Linked DNA regions of Homo sapiens: region 1 is linked to region 2. The links are chromatin contacts, found by Hi-C or POLR2A ChIA-PET in ENCODE. All regions are on one chromosome and are shown on one strand. The core of a region is the stretch at or near the end of the contact, and the rest is flanking DNA. Distances in the headings are between cores, read along the strand shown. Region 1 overlaps IL1RAP (interleukin 1 receptor accessory protein). Region 2 overlaps IL1RAP (interleukin 1 receptor accessory protein).

Evidence for each region. Hi-C counts contacts between places; a loop is a spot of excess contacts on that map. ChIA-PET counts read pairs that join two places held with the same protein, here RNA polymerase II (POLR2A). Pooled maps may share reads with other maps.
Region 1: a map of mammary epithelial cell shows a loop between it and region 2 (4-fold over the local background). The contact joins two enhancer-like sites. A Hi-C loop is called at or near these places in 11 of 168 maps with a recorded cell type or tissue (A673, Calu3, MCF 10A and 8 more) and 10 of 50 pooled maps. POLR2A ChIA-PET finds 5 or more read pairs at or near these places in 10 of 52 experiments (A549, A673, AG04449 and 7 more).

What each region holds. Positions count from the first base shown.
Region 1 is chr3:190,564,041-190,568,067 of GRCh38, forward strand. IL1RAP (interleukin 1 receptor accessory protein) reads left to right here. Exons shown (of 12, transcript NM_002182.4): 3 at 249-313. The coding sequence starts at 250. Among named protein-coding and RNA genes, the nearest start is that of IL1RAP, 52 kb to the left of the region's middle. RefSeq lists an enhancer at 1,817-3,016. Within about 2 kb of position 2,516, at least 16 of the 41 ENCODE cell types and tissues checked have a DNase peak (open chromatin) inside an H3K27ac peak, as active enhancers do; they include A673, PC-3 and mammary epithelial cell, where a contact is called at or near this core.
Region 2 is chr3:190,531,850-190,535,878 of GRCh38, forward strand. All of the region lies in intron 1 of IL1RAP (interleukin 1 receptor accessory protein), which reads left to right. Among named protein-coding and RNA genes, the nearest start is that of IL1RAP, 20 kb to the left of the region's middle. Within about 2 kb of position 1,867, at least 25 of the 41 ENCODE cell types and tissues checked have a DNase peak (open chromatin) inside an H3K27ac peak, as active enhancers do; they include A673, PC-3 and mammary epithelial cell, where a contact is called at or near this core.

The DNA of each region.
Region 1 (4,027 bases), core at 1,266-3,765, 33 kb after region 2:
TTATTTAAACCTGTGTATTAAACTTCTTTATCTGCATGTAATATGGGAATTGAAAAACAAACAACAAAAAAACAGAAACAAAATAAAACCTGTCTTATTGGTTGGTTCTGACAATGAAATTTGTTAATATTGTAAAATTCTTAGAACAGTCCCTAGTCTATAGTCAGCAGGCATGAATGCTAGTTATTATTATTTAAGCCCTTGAAAGTAGTAAGTGATTTCCCTTACCTTTGTATTTATGGTTACAGGATGACACTTCTGTGGTGTGTAGTGAGTCTCTACTTTTATGGAATCCTGCAAAGTGATGCCTCAGGTAAGTGAATGGCTTTTGACAATGTATTAAAATGCAAGTCATGCGTAGGGTAATGAGTCCACTCTTCCTGAAAATGAATTTAAATAAACATAATGTTATTCATGTCCATTGTCTTCTGCGGTAGCAAATAATCATAAAGCAGAATAATAGAATTTTGATGATGGAAAGAACCATTGCTGTCTCTAGTCTTCATGGGATAGAGTACACAGGGGGCAGTGGGCCGCTGTGTTTAAACACAGGTATTTTTCATTACCTTCACACTCAGCCAACTAGAATATTGCTTTTTTCCCTTACCTCAGGTCCTATGGGGGAAAAATGGGAGTGATAATAGCACAATCTGTTTTTCAAATTTGAGCCAGTGGTGGAAAAGTTATCAGTGGTAATAATCCATTGAGATGTTAAATAAAATAATGAGTTTTTGTCATATTGTTTCTATATAGGAAAAAGAAAGGATCTGTCTTTAGACTCATTCTTTCTCTGGATGTTGCTTTATAAGAGGAACCAGCTAAGACCTTTATAGAGTTTGAAAACCAAACTCAGTCATCATGGGCCTGGATCACGTGAAATTAGATATGGAAGAGACTTGCTATTTGAAAGTCCATCTTTTCAGATCTCCTCTTCTTCCCAGAATTATGCCCAGAATCACTCTCTATCTCTGACTATTAATCATTACATTTCAGCCTATGTTTTTGGACTAATCAAATTCTTAGAAAGTTTTTAGTACATAAAACTGAAATTTGTCTCTTTGATTTTAGTATCTAAAACTGAAATTTGTCTCTTTCCAAACATTTACTTGGTTCAACTGTAGGACTGAAAAAAAAAAAAGAAACAAACAAACAAACAAACAAAACAACCAAAACCTAATGCAATGGTTCTCTAATTGTAATGAAGGGAACCTAGAGGTCCTCATTTTATAAAGCTTTTCATGTAAAATTCCCCTGAACACCATAAACCATACTTTACATATCGTTGCTTTAATTCCTTTTCTTTGTGAGAGGGCTTCTGCAATGTTAAGTTAGCTACCATATAACCATGACCTCAGTGTTCTGCAATATATGCCTTCAACTGTTTTTCATATGACATGGATTTGAGCTCTCCTACCATCCTGATCATCTTTTCTGGGTGCGTTTCAGCTTTTCTATGCCACATAAAACATTGTATTAGAAACCAAAAATAGTACTAAAGGAGTGGTATAAGTAGGACAGAGTACAGCTCAGTGCTGAAACTAGCAGTAACTTCTAGCCTTGTTGGCCCTTTGGGGCTTCACAGAGGAATGGCTGTAGATAACCGGAGATGTTATTCGGCTGGGATGCGCTAGGAGACAGCTCCTTGGCTGTTTAGTCCAGCATCTGTCCTGCTTGGTTAGGTGTCGCGTTTGATAGGTGAGTTTCTTGATGTCCTGATTTTCAAATATGTTAAATATAATTCTTGATTTTAGTTTGTTCTTATTTGATTTAGTTCTATGTTTGAATGCTATCTGCTCACAGAGGCTTCCTTGACCATCTTAACTAAAAATCCCTACCAGTCACTCTCTCTCCCTCCATCCTGTTTTAGTTTTCTTTGTAACACTCACATTCCCTGATATTATATTAGCCTTCTTTCTCTTCTCTCCTCCTCCTCCCTCTTCCTCTTCTCTTGTTTCCTCCTCCTTTTCCTTCCTTTTTTTCTTCCTGAACTCCCTGTCCTTCCTCCTTTTCTGCCTCCCTTCTTTCCTTTCTCTCCATCTCTTTTTCTTCCTCCTTCCCTCCCTCTGTCTTGGATTTTAAGCTGCCTGAGGGCAGGAACTTGTTCAGGAACTTTTGTTTGTTATCCAAACACTCAGAATAATACTGACACATAGACACATAGCAGATGCTCAATACATAGGTGTTAAATGGTTGAATACATGTCCCTTTACATCCTTTCCCCTGCCCCCAGACTGTCCAGTTTTATAATGGAACGTGTTTGGGTTCATGCCAGTAATTCATCATGTGGTTTTATGTCCTCCCTCATCCTGAAGGAAGAGGGACAGGTGACTGTGTTACCATTGCTGAAGGATCATGGAGGTTCCAGAAGCTAATGAGTGCTGGTGCCTTCCCAGCAGTCCTGACCATGTTACTTTTCTGAATGACCTTTACTGTAATCCATCCAAGGAGTCCCCAGCCCCCACCTCAAGTGCTGTTGGTAAGAGAGCTTTCTATCCAGGAACTGTGACTCATAATTCTGCCAGGGGAAGCTAACTTCTTGAATAAGATAAGTTCTCATACCAGCCACATTGCGTCACCGTGGGAGCAGGAAACATGTTGTAATCCCCTCAGCCCATCTGGCACGTACTCATTTGCCTTCCTTATGAAGAGGTGTATTGTGTCTGACAGTGATGCCACTTCCTAGTTGGAGGGAGAGGAACAAAAAGGACATGTTGTTGACAAAAACGAAAAGAGCAACTGGCTCTGGGCTAGTGGGGGAAGAAAGAAATCATTGCGCATCTTGAGGGATCAACCAACCTCTCTGCACATGAAAGTATTGCCTTTTACAAGGCATCTGTGGATGCTGACAGATTTGTTGGTCTTTCATGAGGCTCTCCCTGTGCTCAGGTTCCCATCTCAACGGAAACACAGGTTGATGTGAGGAACAAAGCAGAAATGTTCTGAAAACCCTAAAGCAATCTACATGCGTATCATATTAGTAAGACATTTATTTTGTTCTGAGTCCTTCCATGTGGGCCTTTTAAGAGAATCCTCAAATATAAAAAAGAAACCATAAAAGCATAAGAACTTAGCGCCATGCAATGTGTTTTCACACGCAGTGAACTGGCCGTGAAGTCATACGATTCTGACTTCCGATCATGATTTTTCTGGTAGCAGTACTGTGATCCCCTTATCCCCTCAGGAATGGGGGAGCAACATTTTCATCTTAGGTGATGATAAAAGCAAATGATTTTTTAAGAAAGCTTTATTTCCCTTTAAGGAATTAAAGCTTGGATAATTATAATAGCGATTCTATAATTATAATGTGCTAGTTATAGTAATAATAATAAAGCTCCCTTTGCTTAAAAAAGCAGTTTGCATTGTACATATTCAATGTCAGTCTCACACCCAAACCATGGGGTAGTCAGAGCTGTTGTAACTACCTTTGTTGGGTAAGACAAGTTAGGATCAAAGTATTTAATTGTATTACTCGAAGTCACACAGCTATACTTAGCATGCTTGTGACTTCAACGAGTTTCTGGATTCCTGACATCCATATTATTTTTACGAAATATGCTCCAGTTGGGGTCTATTAGAATATAAATTACTAAGAAAAAAGATTAAGATCTAAGGGATCACAGGTAATCATTTTGCAAACTGTTGAAGAACCACTCTGTGATAGGTTTCTATGCTTTGTAGGTAAGGTATATCCTTACACGCTTATCCTGCCCCCTCACAGCACTGAAACATTTTCTTCAGGAGGAAAATGATTGTAATACAAAATTCAAACCCAATATTCCTTTTTTTGCTTATTATAGTATTAAATATTTTCACTAATAAACTCGAAGAAGTTCTGTTTGTAAGACTTCGAAATGGAAACTTCAGCTCAATACACGTCTCTTTTGCTGTGCCTCATTGGCAGTGTGTCAGGAAGCTGAACTGTTAAAAGCTGCCTTTGGAGTAGACATAAATTTTGGAACCTGTGATCCCAAGTTGAGGAGGTAATAAAAATAGCACCATATAGAATATAGTGAATTTAAAAAATATT
Region 2 (4,029 bases), core at 617-3,116:
GATATTGAGACATGGACTTAGGGGAACAGGAGGAGGCATATAGAAATCAAGCTTTCGCAGCAGCCATTAAATGGAATACGTGTAATCGTTCTCAAAGAATACTAGATTGCTGGGGCCAAAGAGGCTAAACCTCTGGCTTTGCAGAAAGGCCTCAGAGGAATATGTTGTGTTTATAAAGTCAGCCAAACCTACCTGTAACTGGCTTTCTAGTTCTGGCATAGTGCACTTTCTGGTATCATGCTGCTTCTCTTGTCTTGGTTCTCACACATGAGTTTTGGCCTAATTGCTCTAGTTTGAGAGAGTCAAAGGCAAGTCTTCTAGTAATGAGGGGAAAAAAGGATAATAGCTAACAAGTTGAAGTGCTTACTGTGTGCCAGGTGCTTTACAAAATTACCTCATATAATCATCTTTCTTTTTTTTTTTTTTTTTTTGAGATGGAGCCTTGCTCTGTCGCCCAGGCTGGAGTGCAGTGGCACCATCTCGGCTCACTGCAAGCTTCGCCTCCTGGGTTCACGCCATTCTCCTGCCTCAGCCTCCCGAGTAGCTGGGACTACAGGTGCCCGCCACCACGCCCTGCTAATTTTTTGTATTTTTAGTAGAGACGGGGTTTCACCGTGTTAGCCAGGATGTTCTCGATCTCCTGACCTCGTGATCTGCCCGCCTCGGCCTCCCAAAGTGCTGGGATAATCATCTTGTCTAATTCCATGTGAGGTGCTTTACTGACCCTGTCCACCAATAAGGAAATTGAGAGTCAATGTGGTTAAGTAGCTTGTACAGCTGTGGAGAAGGACCTGAACCCAGGTCTATATGGCTGTAAAGCTCATGATGAAACCCCGTGCTTTGCCTCCCTGTGCTGAGGCGTGCCGTGCATCCCATGGCCCCTATCCAGTTTGCTTGCACGTACAGCTGAACATCTTATAACAGGCGTTTAGTTAGTACTCTGATGTGTCTGACAGTTCCCTAGAAGCTCAGCTTGGACTGAGCCAGCCCATTTGCGTTTCTGGCCTCTTCTTGCTTCCTTTTCTCCTTTTTCAATTTCCTTTTTCGGCTCAGGCAGCATGGGAGATGCCTTAATCAATTGATGATAGTTCCTTCTGTTTTAATGACATTCTCATTTCCTCAGTATGTTTTTCTCACTTTGAGGGTTGGAGAGGGGAGTAAGGGAACAAATACTTTCAAAAACCCCTAGTCTCCTAGTTTTGAAAGTAAGTTCCATGACGTTATGGAAATGCTGCTTTGAAATACTGGAACTGCTGTATTGAATGCCCATAGGTGTCTGTGAAAGAGGGAACCGTAGGCCCAACATGGCTCGAAAGACTTCATCCAGGATAAGTAGGTTGACATGACAAGGGATTTGGGTCCAGCTCAACATAAAGAGACATTTATTACAATTAGGGCCATATGAAAACTACATTAGTAATGAGTTCACCATCACTAGAGATATTAAAAGAGGGCCTAGACATCTAGTTGGCAAGGATGTCACAGGGAGATTTGAATATTGGAAAAAGGAGTTTGAATCAAAATGACATTTAAAGGCCTTTCCGGCCTTGAGATTCTGTCTTGAATTCACTTAGAAACTTTATATTGGGAATAAAGGTTTCCCCTTGTTATAATTAACACCAACTAGTGATGTCTCCTCCTCCCTCCCCCCTGTGCTTCCCCTGTCTGAACAACTACTCGATTTAAGAAGGGGACTTAGGATGAGGAAGGATGTGGTTCCTTCCCACTTGGCAGCACTCCGTGTCAGAATGGAAGACTTGTGTCTGGGCCTGGCACGGTTCCGTCAGGCCCTCTTACCAGCCCAGTCGTGTCTGTGACCAGAGCACGTGGGAGGTGCACATCCGTGTAGAAAAACCTCCCACTGGCTGCCAGCTCTGGATTTTTGAAATAATTCCTAATGAATGCAGTCTTGCCCAGGCCAAACCTCTTACAGGAATGATGACACACCCTGAAACAAGTCCGAGTCAGGCCAGACAAGCATCCCCTGAAAAATACTCCCTTTGCGGTTGGCAGCATATGAGAAAGTATCTTTGAGAGCCGTTTCTTCTTGCCGTTTCAAAGGAAAGCTGCTTGCAGGCCAGGAGGTCAGGAGTGAAAAACTCCTTTTTTTTTTTCTTCTATTTTTTCTTTTCTTTTAATTGGCTTACTACTCATCTGAAAGCTCTGCTAGTCAAATATGATAATCCTTTGATTTAATGTCAGGATTGAGACAGTTCTCTGGTTCTTGAAGGAAAGAGTGTTGCAATGCTAGGAAGTCTCCAGCAGCTGATTAACAGCTTTGATTTGAAAGAATAAAAAGAAAGATACAAAAACTGGCAGTGGGTCCTACCGATCGGTGCTGCAACTAAGAATGGACAGTATTTAAATAAGATGATCTTTCCCCTCAGGATTTACAGAGACTTCCATAATCTCCAGCCCACTTCATTTTTTTTTTTTAATGTAATGTTACAGCTCGGTATGCTTTGCTCAAATCTATCATGTTTGGATATTTCAAACTAGGAAGTTTCATTCCTTGTAGAAAAGCTTCAGAAACTCACCAGATATTTTAAGTCAGGTCAGTCCAGCTCTTCCCAGGAAATAAAGATGTTAAGAACTTCATAGCTGTAGGGACTCCTTAGAGATCCGATCCAGTGCTGCCTATAGGACCTTGGGCCGAGATTTCCCATGTACACCATAAATCTTCACAAAGTCGTGGGAAAAGAACAGCAACTTCAGCTCCTTTTGCAGCCTGATCATTGCTTCTGGGCCCGAGTAGCTGTCTTCTTTTGATATAGGACCATTGCCTGTTCAGACATGACTCTTTTTCCTGGATACAAATGGTATGTTATTTTTAGGGGGCAGTTATATTTCTTAATAGTTTTCAGAGTTGGTAGACAGGCCTGAACTGGGAATCAAAAGCCATCTTCTCACATTTCCACTAGTGAGTTATTGACCTCATGAAAGTCACCTCTCCTCCCTGGGCCTTTACTTCCCAAATAGTGTTCCAAATAACATTAGTGACTTCTGAGGTCCTGTCTAATTTTCTAGATGTCATCCGGATAAGAAGATAAAGTGTAAGAGAATTAAAAAAAAAAAAAAAAAAAAAGAAAACCAGCAAAGTGAAGTGTGGGGCTTAGGAAAATGAGAGTCCTCTGTTTAAAATATGTCTCAGAGAGCCTTGGTAGCAACAAAGGTCCCAAATATAGGAATCTTAGTCTGTACTGTGTATTGCAGGGTATATGGATTTCCTGTATTTGCCTAAGTTCTATTTGCTAAGAGCTGACTAGAAACATGAATAGTAGTCCTGAGGAAGCTTAAAGATGCTATCACATTCAGTTTACTCATTTGACATATCAACCCTGCGGCCTTTGTTCTGGAGGTACACTGAAACTTGAACTCAAGTCTCCTGCCTGCTTGTGCAATGTGCTTTCAAGTACACTGCCTATTCAGTTTATTTAGCAGTGATGAACGCTTACAGAAACCATCAAGCTATGTTTTGAAAGTTAGTTGATTCAAAACAATAGAGTTTAGTGGTCAGCCAAACAGAAGCAAGGAGATTTGCTAGTTTTGCATATGTGTGTGACTTAGTTTCCCTATTATCCACGTGTTAAACATAAGTTCTTTGTACAGCTCTATTCCTGGCCAACAATTAGTGCTATTTTTTTTCTCTCGGGTTTTAGAAGATCTACCTCCTCCAAACAACAGCAATTAACTACGACTTATAACTCACTCTCAGCTCCCCACCAGGGCCACTTACATTCACATTTCTGATCACAATATTTCTTAAGGTAAATCTTCAGTTCTCTGAGAATGCTGAACAATGAGTGTCTTCTAGCTCAAGTTACAGTTTGTAATGACCAATTTTGTAATTGTGGAACAGCCACAAACACGGTGGCATAAGATTCATGTATCCTGGCTTAATAGCTCAGATTATTTCCAAAAACCCACTGACGTTGGATCAATCATGCTACCTTTGTCCTTTTGTTTTTCTGTCTATTAAGTGCTGTGTTTGGCCCAGTCTTCCTCAGGTCTCCTATGGTCAAGGATCGT